Regions from separate parts of the Homo sapiens genome. Here region 1 is linked to region 2. A link is a contact called in ENCODE Hi-C or POLR2A ChIA-PET data. All regions are on one chromosome and are shown on one strand. The core of a region is the stretch at or near the end of the contact, and the rest is flanking DNA. Distances in the headings are between cores, read along the strand shown.

What was found. A loop is a pair of places that touch in the nucleus more often than their neighbours do. ChIA-PET counts read pairs that join two places held with the same protein, here RNA polymerase II (POLR2A).
Region 1: a loop to region 2 is called in a map of chondrocyte, with 2.3 times the contacts of the local background. The contact joins two enhancer-like sites. A Hi-C loop is called at or near these places in 2 of 168 maps with a recorded cell type or tissue (A673 and chondrocyte). POLR2A ChIA-PET finds 5 or more read pairs at or near these places in 1 of 52 experiments (activated T-cell).

The regions. Positions count from the first base shown.
Region 1 is chr1:7,549,339-7,555,022 of GRCh38, reverse strand. All of the region lies in intron 6 of CAMTA1 (calmodulin binding transcription activator 1), which reads right to left. Among named protein-coding and RNA genes, the nearest start is that of CAMTA1-AS1, 110 kb to the right of the region's middle. Within about 2 kb of position 2,410, at least 6 of the 41 ENCODE cell types and tissues checked have a DNase peak (open chromatin) inside an H3K27ac peak, as active enhancers do.
Region 2 is chr1:7,297,626-7,303,544 of GRCh38, reverse strand. The region is part of intron 5 of CAMTA1 (calmodulin binding transcription activator 1); the gene reads right to left. Among named protein-coding and RNA genes, the nearest start is that of CAMTA1-IT1, 64 kb to the left of the region's middle. Within about 2 kb of position 4,389, at least 14 of the 41 ENCODE cell types and tissues checked have a DNase peak (open chromatin) inside an H3K27ac peak, as active enhancers do.

The sequences.
Region 1 (5,684 bases), core at 1,161-3,660, 250 kb before region 2:
CCAGCATTCACACATCATTACCCACTGTTGACAGAGGCAGCTGATAACTCCCTGAGTCTTGTTCTCGCCTCCATTAGCAGATTGCTTGAAAAAAAAAGTCAGAAAAATTCAGTTCTCAGATTTGGGCCCCCACCATCTGGCTTGGGAAGTCTGCTGGGTTTTGTTTCTGCCCTACAGAAATCTGGCTTCTTTTTTTGGCATGGGGTTGGGGGGGATGAAGCAAGCCAAGATAAGGGGTTCCAGGAACTGGGACAACCTCAGAAGGTCATTGAAACTCAAGTCCTGGGGGAGGAGGAAGAACCCAGCTTGTGGTCAAAGGCAGACGCTAAGGAGAGGGTGGGAGGGACATCGTCAGTGTTTGTGTGAGGCTGAAAATGGCAGAAAGAGCCAACAGGTCAGAGATGATCAGGGTGGAGGCAGTGACAGGAGGGGGCAAGAGCAGGGATAGCAAATTACTTTTCTCTTATTCATGGGCTTCTACTGACAGCTGACAGCTGTAGGGCCAGGCTGGGCAGGATTCTGAGACTGCATTTGGAAAATGTGCTGTGATCCATTAGTAATGTCTGCCCTGGGCACGGGAGGGGAAGGTGGCAGCTGGTGATTTGTTATCGCAGCATGTAAGGCAAGTGGTTTAGAACTAAGACGAGGAAGAGCAACCTCACACCTAGAACAGCATTTGGCACATACTAGGTCTCTACAGATATCTGCCAAGCAACCAGCTGAAAGAGTGAAGGAGTGCAGGGTAGAGAAATGGAGGAAGATGACCACTTCTGGGGAATTCCTAAGCCCTGGGCCAGCAAGGGAGCTTGAAGGGAGGTACCTGGCAGGAAAACACCCTTCTTCTTCCATGTAATGAAACGAACCCGGGAATGACTCCTGCCTTCCTTTATGTGGAGGAAATTTTCAGCTACCACCACCCAGGCCATCTTCTACATTTATTTCCCTCTTCTCTCATGCTTCCAGACACTTCCCTGCAGTGTGCACTAGAACAGAGCCCACATCCAGGAATTTTAGAGTCCAGAACCCATCACTTTGTGGCCCACTGAAAGAACCTGAGTACAAATTGCTAGGACCTGAGTACAGACTCCCCAGAGACAGAGCAGGGGGGCAGTCATGTTGGTCTCATCTTAGCACAGGGTGACAATCACTTCTGATTTCACGCCCCTGCATCATGTGGCTGTTCAGGCCTGGACTCAGAGTCACTGTTGAGATAGCCCTGCAGAGCACGACCTCCCTTCTCTTTGAATCCAAGCTCTTGATTGCAGGTGAGAATTCTTGTTAGAGCTACAGGACCCAGGGTTCCTGACACTTTGCCTGGAGATGTCTGGGAAGCTGCCCTTTCCTTTCCTGAGGCTTAAACCAGGGAAGTTTCTCTCAGCACCTTTCAGCACCCCCATCTGGGCCTCCAGGAAATCTGTGCAGTCACCTCTGAGCCAGGTTCTGTGCACAGATGGGGGACACCAAAGAGGGTCAGGGACAGAACCCTGAGCTTCGCTTATCCCTCTTGCTTTCAATCTTTCAGTCCACTAGGCTGTGAGCTCCCTCCAGGGGAGCCCTGTGGGATGGGTCCTGCATCTCAGCCCCTACACGTGGCAGCACTCAATACACAGCTGATGGCTCTGGGAATGGATGACTACACTTTCTCTAAAGCACAGATTTCTGCACAGCTCTCCCTCACTGCCAGTGTGCCCTCTTCATCATAGCTGAGCCCTGAATTCACTCACTCATTCACTCATTCATTCACTCACTCAATTATTCACTCATTCATTCATTCCCTCATTCATTCATTCCCTCATTCATTCACTCACTTATTCACTCATTCATGCATTCACTCATTCATTCATTCACTCATTCATTCATGCATTCACTCATTCATTCATTCACTCATTCATTTACTCACTCACTCATTCGTTCATTCACTCAAGGTACTTCATGTGTGCCAGGCCCTGTTCTCACTACCAATCTTAGCACAGTCTTTAGCTTCTCTGAAAGCCAGTTAGACTGCGGCTGTTCCTATTGCAGCTCCCAGAGGTCCCTCTGTCCTCACCGGCTGTTGGGGGAAGGTTTGCCACAATGACATCCCCACTCAGCTACTGCTTAACATGGACAGGGCAGGAGAGAAACAGGGTAAGAGGCTCTCCGTGCGGCTCCGTGCTCCTTGGACTGTAACCTCCTGGTTCACTGTGACTCTGGAGGTCAACTCTGAGCACGCCATCCCGGGAGCTGTGGCAGGGGCCTCCACCAGCTCTTCCCCTAACCCAGCCTCCCTGCTTTGCTGCAGTGCACCATTGCGGAACTGGGCGGGCTGCTCCAGAGCCCTGAGTGTTTGGACAGGAAGCAGGAGAGCCAGTCCTCCCCTGCTTTCAGTTTAATGAGCAACCTCCTGGATATGCGTGGGCAGTGACCCGGGATGGACAGGGCTCACAGTGGCTGCGGCCTGAAGCCCAGGCGAGCCAGCTTCTGGACTTCCTCCTTCCTTCCCTCCTGTCGGCCAGTGCTCTGCTCCTGTCCCACCCCTGTGTGTCAGGCGCACACACAGGAGAGTCTGCTGAATGCTGTTTCACAAGCAGAGTCTGGCCGAGACAGGCACATCCACTGTTCCCAGTGAACACAACTGGGAATGGCTCCTGGGTGGATGGAGAAATGGGGCCATGGTTTGCCTGACCCTGTGCAGCAAGCTCTGCATCACACTTTACGGCACCTTGCAGGGGCTGAGTGAGGTCCGGGCTCAGAGGTCCTGTTCTGGGACTTGGCGGTCCAGAGATGCAGCCTCTTGTGGCAGAAGCATCGTTCCCTTGCCTCCAGAGCTAGGCTGGGTGGCACTGGGGGGGTGTGGTGGCCTTCAGAAGGCTACTTCATCAGTCCCTCTGGCCATCAGCCTTGCTCTGTCAAAGGAGGAGGCTGGTGCCCCTTGGGGTCAGACTGGGGTTTGAATCCAAGTTCTACCGTCTCCCACTGTGTGACCTATGGCAAGTCACTGGTCCTCTCTGAGCTTCTCTTTCCTCACCTACAGGCCCACTTCTAGGATTCTGGTGAGGATTAAATGAGAGGATTTTAAAAAGTGCATATCCTGGAACCTGGCTGAGGTCTACACTGGAGTCCCAGTCCTACTTAACTCTCCCTCCCTGGGGGTTTTTCTGTGCTTGGTTCTGTGCTGAGGCCATCAGGAATGGAGAGAAGCCTAAGAGGTGTCCTTCTACCCCTGGGAACCAGCCAGCTGGTAAGACCAGAGAGAACCTCTTAGGGAGCAGTCCCAGCAGCAGAGACCCAGTGCCAGGGACAGGCTCCAAGGGCCACAGATACTGGACACCAGGGACAGGCTCTGAGGGCCACGGGGACCCAGGCCTGATCAGGCCCTATTCAGGCAAAGCCACAGGGGAGTCGGGTTGCATTAAATTCTCTGGAGTGTCAGGAAGCTTCAGCAGCCACAGTGTCCCCAGTAGGGGAGGGGGCTGCTGGGAGCCTGCGGTGAGGACGTGACCCGATGGACACAGGAAGTTGCCTGGAAGACACACGGTTCTCTGGAGCTCAAGGCCACTTCAGGCATGCTCTGTTACGAATGGAGAGAAGGAACAAGCGTCTGGGAACTAGCTGGGTGCCTTCCTCCTCTGTGCCCTGCGTTTTCTTCCTCATAAACACCTGTGTGTGTGCACACACATGCACATACACACTCATGCACAGATACATACATGTGCACACACACACATGCACATACACTCAGTGCACCTGCGCACACATGTCCTTTGGCCCTGCAGCTCTTGTCCGACCTCCGGAGCCCAGCTGGGCACAGGATGTGATAAGCACCCTCCTCCCTTCCTTGCTTCTCCCCTCTGGGCAGGGAAGCCCCAGGGTGGCTAGGGTGGAGACTGGGGTGGAGACCAGGAGGGACTAGTGAGTAACCTCGTGGTGCTTCCCTCCCTGTGAGGGTGAAGGTCACACTGGCTCTCCCAGGCCAATCCTGCGCCTTCCCAGACCTTTCAATGAGGTTGTCTCTGCATCTGTTCCAGTCAGTAATTAGACAAAAATCCATTAAAATGAAGCGGGGGTACTTTGCCTTCCTGTGAAGGAGGCCAAGGGAGATTCCTCGTGGGGAGGGGGCAGAGAGAGCTGGGGTGTCTATGGGCTGCTGCTGGGCCTGGGAGAGAGAGGCCCAGGTGAGAGAGGGTCAGCTGGGTGGGTGTGGTCAGGTGAGGGGGCCGGGTGGTAGGGGCCAGGTAGGAGAGGACCATGTGAAAGACGGTCAGGTAGGAGAGGGCCGGGTGGGAGGGGCAGGTGTCAGGGTTCAGTGGGGAGGAGTCAGGGGGAGGGGCCAGGTAGGAGAGGACTGTGTGAGACAGAGTCAGGTAGGGGAGGGCCAGCTGCGAGGAGGCCAGGTAGGTGTGGTTAGGTGAGGGGCCAGGTGGGAGGGGGCCAGGTAGGAAAAGATCACGTTAAAGAGGGTCAGGTAGGAGAGGGCCAGGTAGGAGGGGCCCAGGTGGGAGGGATTATGGGGAGGGGACAGAGGGCGAGGCCCCTACCATATGGGAGGGGCCCAGGTGGCCAGGGCCAGGGAGGGGAGGTCCAGGTGGGAGAAAGCCGGGTGGGAGTGGCTGGGTGGCACAGGCAGTGGGAGGCCCTGGGCTTCCCCATTCAGGACTCTGGATCAGGGCCACACTCTTGAGGCAAAAAGGAATGGTGAGTGGCCCAGGTTAAACTTGCTCACTGGACTCCGGAACCATCATCTTGTTCTTCCCCTCCCAGACCAGGGTCTCCAAAGAAAGATCTGCATTTAACACTCCATTAACCCTCTGTATCAGCTTCTCTTCCTACCACTCTGGGAGCTGTGGATTCACAGATTTTTAAATCCAAAGTTACTAGGTCAGCTCAGCTGTCTTCTGCCTCTGGGCACCCTTAGCCTCACTCCAGCCCCTCCCAGAAACTCACCCTCTCCTCCACTCCCTGCACCCTCTCCTCCACTCCCCTGCAATGACTCCTTGGGATTCTCCTCCTTTGCACACCCTCCTCCTCCTTCCTTCCCTCTTTCAGATTCCTTTGAGACTCCTCCTCCGAGCACCAGAGCCCCTAACCTCTGTCTCTTATGTTCCTCTCTCTATAGATGCTGTGGTCTCTGAGATGGGGCCAGCCTCTTCTCTGAGCCCCCAGGGCCAAGCCTGGGCGCTTGGCACACAGGAGGCTCTCCTAAGTTCTTGAAGAATGAAACCCTCCCGCCCTCACCCTCCCATTCTTACTCTGAGCTCTTTCTTCTTCCTACAACACATATCACTTTCTGACATGCTTGAGTTACTCATTTTTTTCTTTTCTGTTTGTCTCTCCCGGCCCACAGGTGTCTTTGTTTTAATCACTCATGAACCTCACATATCACTTGAGGACATTGTCTGATTGATAGTGGGTCCTTAAAAATATTTGTGAGATGAAAAGATTTAAACTAAAGCTGGGCCAGTCCACAACTGCATTTTATCTAAAGCACTTTTTCCACAAGTAGACTTTCTGAATGCCCCAGGGCATTGGAGAGGAAATGAGTCATCCCATTTCTGACGCCTTTGCTGACAGCCAAGCACAGGTTCTGTGGGCACCAATCGGGGGAATAAGGATGAGGGAGGTGGCCAAGGGGTTCTGTGGTGGCAGGAGAAGGTCAAATACGGTCAGCTTCCTGCTGCCAACAAGGTCAACCCGGAAGAAAATGA
Region 2 (5,919 bases), core at 3,140-5,639:
AAAGGGTAAGAAAATAACACCTACGCTGGTAAAATGTACTAATTTGTATGACATAAATTATGTCCACTATATAGTTGTGGCTAAAAACGAGACATAGAGTATAGCTCAGCTTCATAAACATATTTGTGCATGTGTGTATGTATACATTGGATTTAGGGGGGACTTTTTATACAGTTTTATACTGTTTGCATTTTTATAACAGATTGTTTTTGATATCAATATAAAGACAAGATATTTCTGTATTGGACAAAAATTCAATGTTTCTTTAATTCAAAGCTTGTGGTGCTGAAGCCATGCTCTTTAAGAAGGAAGAGAGTGCTCTAGGCACCATCTCAACTACGAGGCAGAAGACAGGAAGAAGTCAAGTAATAATAACGGTGCTTATACTAGTTAATGTTTAGTGAGTGCTTAATGTATGCCAGGCACCACTCTAAATAAATGCTTTACATGTCGTAACTCATATAATGCTCCCAGCAGCACCAAGAGGAAGGCGGTGGTACTGTCCTCAGTCATGAATGAGGACACAGACACAGAGAGATTACAGAATTTGTTCAGGGTCACCCTAGCCTCCCACAGCACCTGGGTACCCTTCCCCTTGGGCCCTCATCACACTGCACTGTCATTGCCTGGTAATTTGTTCATCTCCCCAAAATGACGATTTGGAAGATTAATTCTGCTGCAGATTGCCAGCCTCGCACAGGTCTGAAACATGGTGGGTGCTAGTGAACCACGTTTATTGAATCCATGTGACCAACAAAAGAAAAGGCATCAAGCGGGGAAGCCCAATACCTGAGAGAGGCTCCCCCAAAGGGTCCCCTTGAGACGCAAGACCCTCATGAGGGACTCTGGGATGGGGAGAAGCACAATAGGGGCTCCAAATGGGAAACAGATGAAGCCCCCCAACTCCTCCCAGTTTATGGCACATGCAGGCAGAATTACAAATCTTCTAACTGCAGTTATTAGAGGTGCATATTTCATTACTCGCAGCATTGCATATTTATAATTTAGCGGTGTGTAAAAATTTATAAAGGCACAACTAGTGGTTGGTTAATGACAGCCACCGTGGCAGCCCATATTTCGGGTATTTCTCATGTCACAGCAATCTGGCCTGGAACAGAATGCCACATGCATAAAACAGGGGATGAAAAGACAGGAAATGGGCTGGGGGCTTTATGACAAAACCGTTCCTAGACTCACAAAGGTTCTCCCTGTTATTGTCGGTGAGAGGTGAGCTGCTCCAAAAAGGGAGAGTGGGGCCAGGTGCGGGAGGGGATTGAGGAGCATCTCTCTGTGGGCAGATGCACAGAAGCCCAATGCCAGCCAGGCTTCAAAGAGCAAAGCTTTCTGATGGAGAATGATTAAGGCAAGAGACCCCCCACCCCCACCAAAGAGAAAGCAGTCGATGCTTTTGCTGTATTGACAAATGCATAATTTTGTCTTGGAAAAACAATCCCCCTGCCTTTCCAAAAGTGAGTCCTAAAATAGCTGCCTTTCAAAGACCAGCGTCCTGATCGAGTTTTTATTCATCCATGGCTGCAGATGAGCCAGAACGAGTCCTGGAAGTTTACCCCCGAAGCCACAGCTCTGGTCTCACAACTCATCAATTCCGTGTGCTGGATGACAGGGGGCCAGGCCCAGGGGCCCGAGAAAGCCTGCAGCCCGTTCCAGAGCCCAGAGCAGCTTGGCTCAGGGTGGGCTGGACAGGTGGAGGCCTCTGTGCTGCAGGAAGTGAGAGCACTTGCTGGGTAGCAGGAGGCCAGGCTGCCCTCGAGAAGTGGGCTAGAGAGAAAAGCATCTCTGCAGCAGGCATCCCAGGAGCACCCCGGACCTGGGCGCCCCCAGCACTCATCATGTCTGTCCCAGTCTTCAAAGATGATGAATGGGCCTTGGCTTTTTCTGTCCTATCCATGCTGTGGGGAAGAGGTGAGCAGACTCCCCCGAGATCTGGTTACATCCAACATGAACACACTGCCTGGCTCCACACAAGTCATCTGAGGGGCTGGCTGAGCCCAAGGCACCAGCACTACAGGCTCACAGGGATCCTCCCCGGGCCCCACGGGCAAAGCCCCTCAGTCATCAACAAGGGCTGGGAAACTATAAGACTCCTTTGTACGCTCCACCACAAAGTCAAGGAAGTTGATCAACAGAGCCATCTATTTTCACTTGGTACAACAATTAGAGCAGATCTGTATTTTTCCAAACTATCACCCTGAAAAAGTCAAACCACATTACAAATCAAAAAAGAATAATTAAAATCTACACCTCTCGCAATACCGCAGGTGAAGGCAATTACAAGGCACTTCTAATGAGCAATTTACGTAATTTAAAAAGTCAGACCCATAATATGCAAAGAATGCTTCAGATGAATTACTGCCGGGTGACTAGGTGCACTTTGATCCTTGTGTCTGGCCCCTGCTGGCTGTGGCTCCTCTGTCACCCTCACGTCATATTTCTGGGCTCCTGGGTAATAGCCATGGAAGATTTTCTGCATAAGCTCAGACTGTGACTCATATTTAGAAAGTGCATTTAATACCGACTTGCATAAAGGATGGTGGGTAATTGCTGCTAGAATCCAATGTGTGTGTTGTATCTCATCTATGATATGCAATTTAGAAGCTATATTCTAGTAAGAGAACTTTATGACTTGCTGTCATGATAAATAAAAGTTTATGGCATAATGGAATTAATATTTACTTTGAGTGCAACACAGACTATGGAAATAAAGTTGCTCTGGAATCACTTTAAACCAGGAGAGTTTGCAAATGTCACCAACGGACAACACGACACTTCCTCTCATTGCCTGCCAATCATTCACCATCTTTCAGGGTTCTGCTTTAATCAATATCTATACAATTTTTTTTTTTTTGAGACAGAGTTTTGCTCTTTGTTGTCCAGGCTGGAGTGCAGTGGCACCATCTTGGCTCACTGCAACCTCTGCCTCCCGGGTTCAAGTGATTCTCCTACCTCAGCCTCCCGAATAGCTGGGGTTACAGATGCCTACCACCAGGCCTGACTAATTTTTGTATTTTTAGTAGAGACGGGGTTTCACCATGTTGGCCAGGCTGGTCTCGAACTCCTGACCTCAGGTGATCCGCCTGCCTTGGCCTCCCAAAGTATGGGGATTACAGGCGTGAGCCACTGCGCCTGGCCTCTATACAATTTTCTAAACAATTCATGGAGTTAAAAACATTGATGCTGGATGTGATGCAGTAAATGTGGAAGTGATCTGCTGCACCAGGAATGAGCCTGGAAGGGAGGACCAGAGTGGGGACCAGGGTGATTCTGTGCCAGGGTCTAGGGGAGACCCTTGGAGGAAGGAAAATCATGTTTTCTGAGTGAGTCCCTCTAATGCAGCTGTTTTCAGAAGGGCATTTGTGACTCATCGGACATTCAATCTGGTGCTTTATTGCGAAGGGAATTTTTTTTTAAGAATGCTATCTCAAATTCAAATTATACAGAAGCTGCTTGATTCTAAAATAAACAGACAGCAAGCAATTTTCTGACTTTATTCTAAATGATAATTACTTAAGGTACAGGGAGCAGTTGTTCTGGATCTTAAAGGAATCAGACCACAGTCAGGGTTGCTAGGAAGTCAATGACACTTAAGCTTTCGGGGCACCTCTGGTTGCACGGGCCCCTTCTAAGACTCTAGGTCTCATTTTGTGTTCCTTATTTTGTATTGCTTATTCTTACACAAGGTCCTATAAAACTGAGATCTGCCCTGATCAGAAGTCAACTTACATTTCAAAGCAAAATGACACAAACCAAAGAGAGGGGCTAGAAATCCTGTCTCAGTGAGGGGTTGGAACACCTCCTTGTACCCTCTCACCCACAGTCCCTGCTTGTACAGGGCACTGATTGGGCGTGTGTCTCTGTGTGGGGTTGGGGCATTGCTGCCTGAATGTGGCCAGGGAGGAGATGGAAGTGGAGGCTTAATCGGAAGGTTCCAGGAGCCTGAGACACAAGGGCCAGCGTCTGACTCCGGGGAGCCGCTGGCTCATTGCGAGGTTGGAAGCTCTCCGAGTCTGAGTCATGCAGCAGCAGGAGGCAAATTGCCCAGACTATAAACAAGTGGGAGAATTCCAGAGAAAGCCTGGATTACTGGGGTGGTCTGTACCTCCCACCCCCTGCTTAGTTCATATTGAGTCACATACAGCATTACATTAAGGGGGAGAAACTGCTGACAGCACTGGCTTCAGAGTCAAAGGCGAAGCTCTTGCTCAGAGGCTCAGATGATTTCAACAACATTTTTAGATGTACAAAGTATGTTTCATATAAAGAAATCAAGTCATTGTTTCATATACGATTTTATTATGAAGAAGTAATATCTGCTTAATAAAGAATCCATGAAAACGAAGGAAGCACTAGGCAGGGAATCAGGTCTCCCCACCTCCAGCACATATTTTAAAACAGAATTTTCAGAGACTTTGAATTTTCAGGAAGCAGACCTAGAGAGGGGAAGGTACTTGCTTAAGGTCACACAGCAAGTCAGTGGAGAGGCAAGATGCAAACTCAGGACATCTGACTTCATCATCTTGGCCCCTTAGTCAAAGCAAATAGCCTCCTTAGCTCATTGCTACAAAAGGAAACAGTTGAGTCCAAAACCCTTGGGTCTGGTCGGCAAGGGAAGAGAGAGGAAGGAAGGGTGAAATGTTGGCTGCTCGGGACTGTTCTGTCTTAAACATTTTGGTGATTCTCTTCTGAGCCCATTAGGGACTGACTCACCCACGTGTCTGAAATGGTCCCTGAGTGCGTTCCTGGGGCCCTGGATAAGGAACTGGGAGAGCTTCAGAACCTAACACAATGCCTGGCATTTGCTTAATAAAAGTTTGCTGGATAAACAATTTGGTAAATATATATTACAAAATGTATTGATAAATACCTAATTCCCCCAGAGAGAAGTGGTAAAATTCTAATATACAAGAGACCTTGGTAACCTGGGGCCCTTTAGAAACAAAAATCTAGAATTTCCCCTGTAGCAAATGACCGGAATTCCGCCCCTGTAGATGGTGGAAATGTACTTGTGTAGACAGTCCCAGAAGAGAGGGCTGCATGTGGCAGGTCAGGCAGTATTAAGGGTCCCGTTTCTATTCATGGCTCATGGCCAAGAAAAAGATACTCACTGGCCCTCAGAGTAGAAATACATTCCTGGGGACCCCAGGGGATCCACAGGAACTTGTCAGTGACTTTCATAGAGAGGAAAAGACCTGCGGGGTGGGGGGTGGATCATGCATCTCTGGAGAAGGCTAAAATGACAATGCAGCCCCTACTGTTATACCCAGGGATTCCTGATTTGTTTCTCTGATGCTAATCCTACACCCCGCACAGGAAGGCCACCCTCGTACTCAGCCCTGTAGCTTGCCATCCAAAGGCTTCCCATTGAGTCTTCCTTGAGAATCCTTCCCTGGGAGTCCTCTACAGACAGATACCAGCCTAAAAAGGCAACTGAAAAGAATTTACATGGTCTTTGTTCATTTCAGATTATAAATTGTTTGACTCAATTTTATTTCAACTGAAAGGACTACAAACATATATAGAACTGCCGCTGACAAGGGTGATGAGCTGGTATAGGGAATGGGAAGGAATGGTAAACATTAAACCAAATAGATATTGATTCCTGCCACAATGAAGTGACTAGGATTGGATTTGCCCTCCTGCTGTAAACAATCATGAAACTAGACAAAAATATCTGAGGCTACTCTTTGTAGGGATTGTACAACAGGCAGTTCAGGACTGTGGTTCTGCCAGAAAAAAAACACACAAGATAAGCCCCATGTTTGCCCAGCCTTTTGGCCCATTATGCAGGACGATGGGGCACAGCAGCCTAGATTATAGGAGAAGGCAAAAATCAAGAGTTTGGGGCTGCTAAAGCAGCTAGAACTTACAGGTCTGGGCTCTGGAGAGAAGAATCTTGTGCAG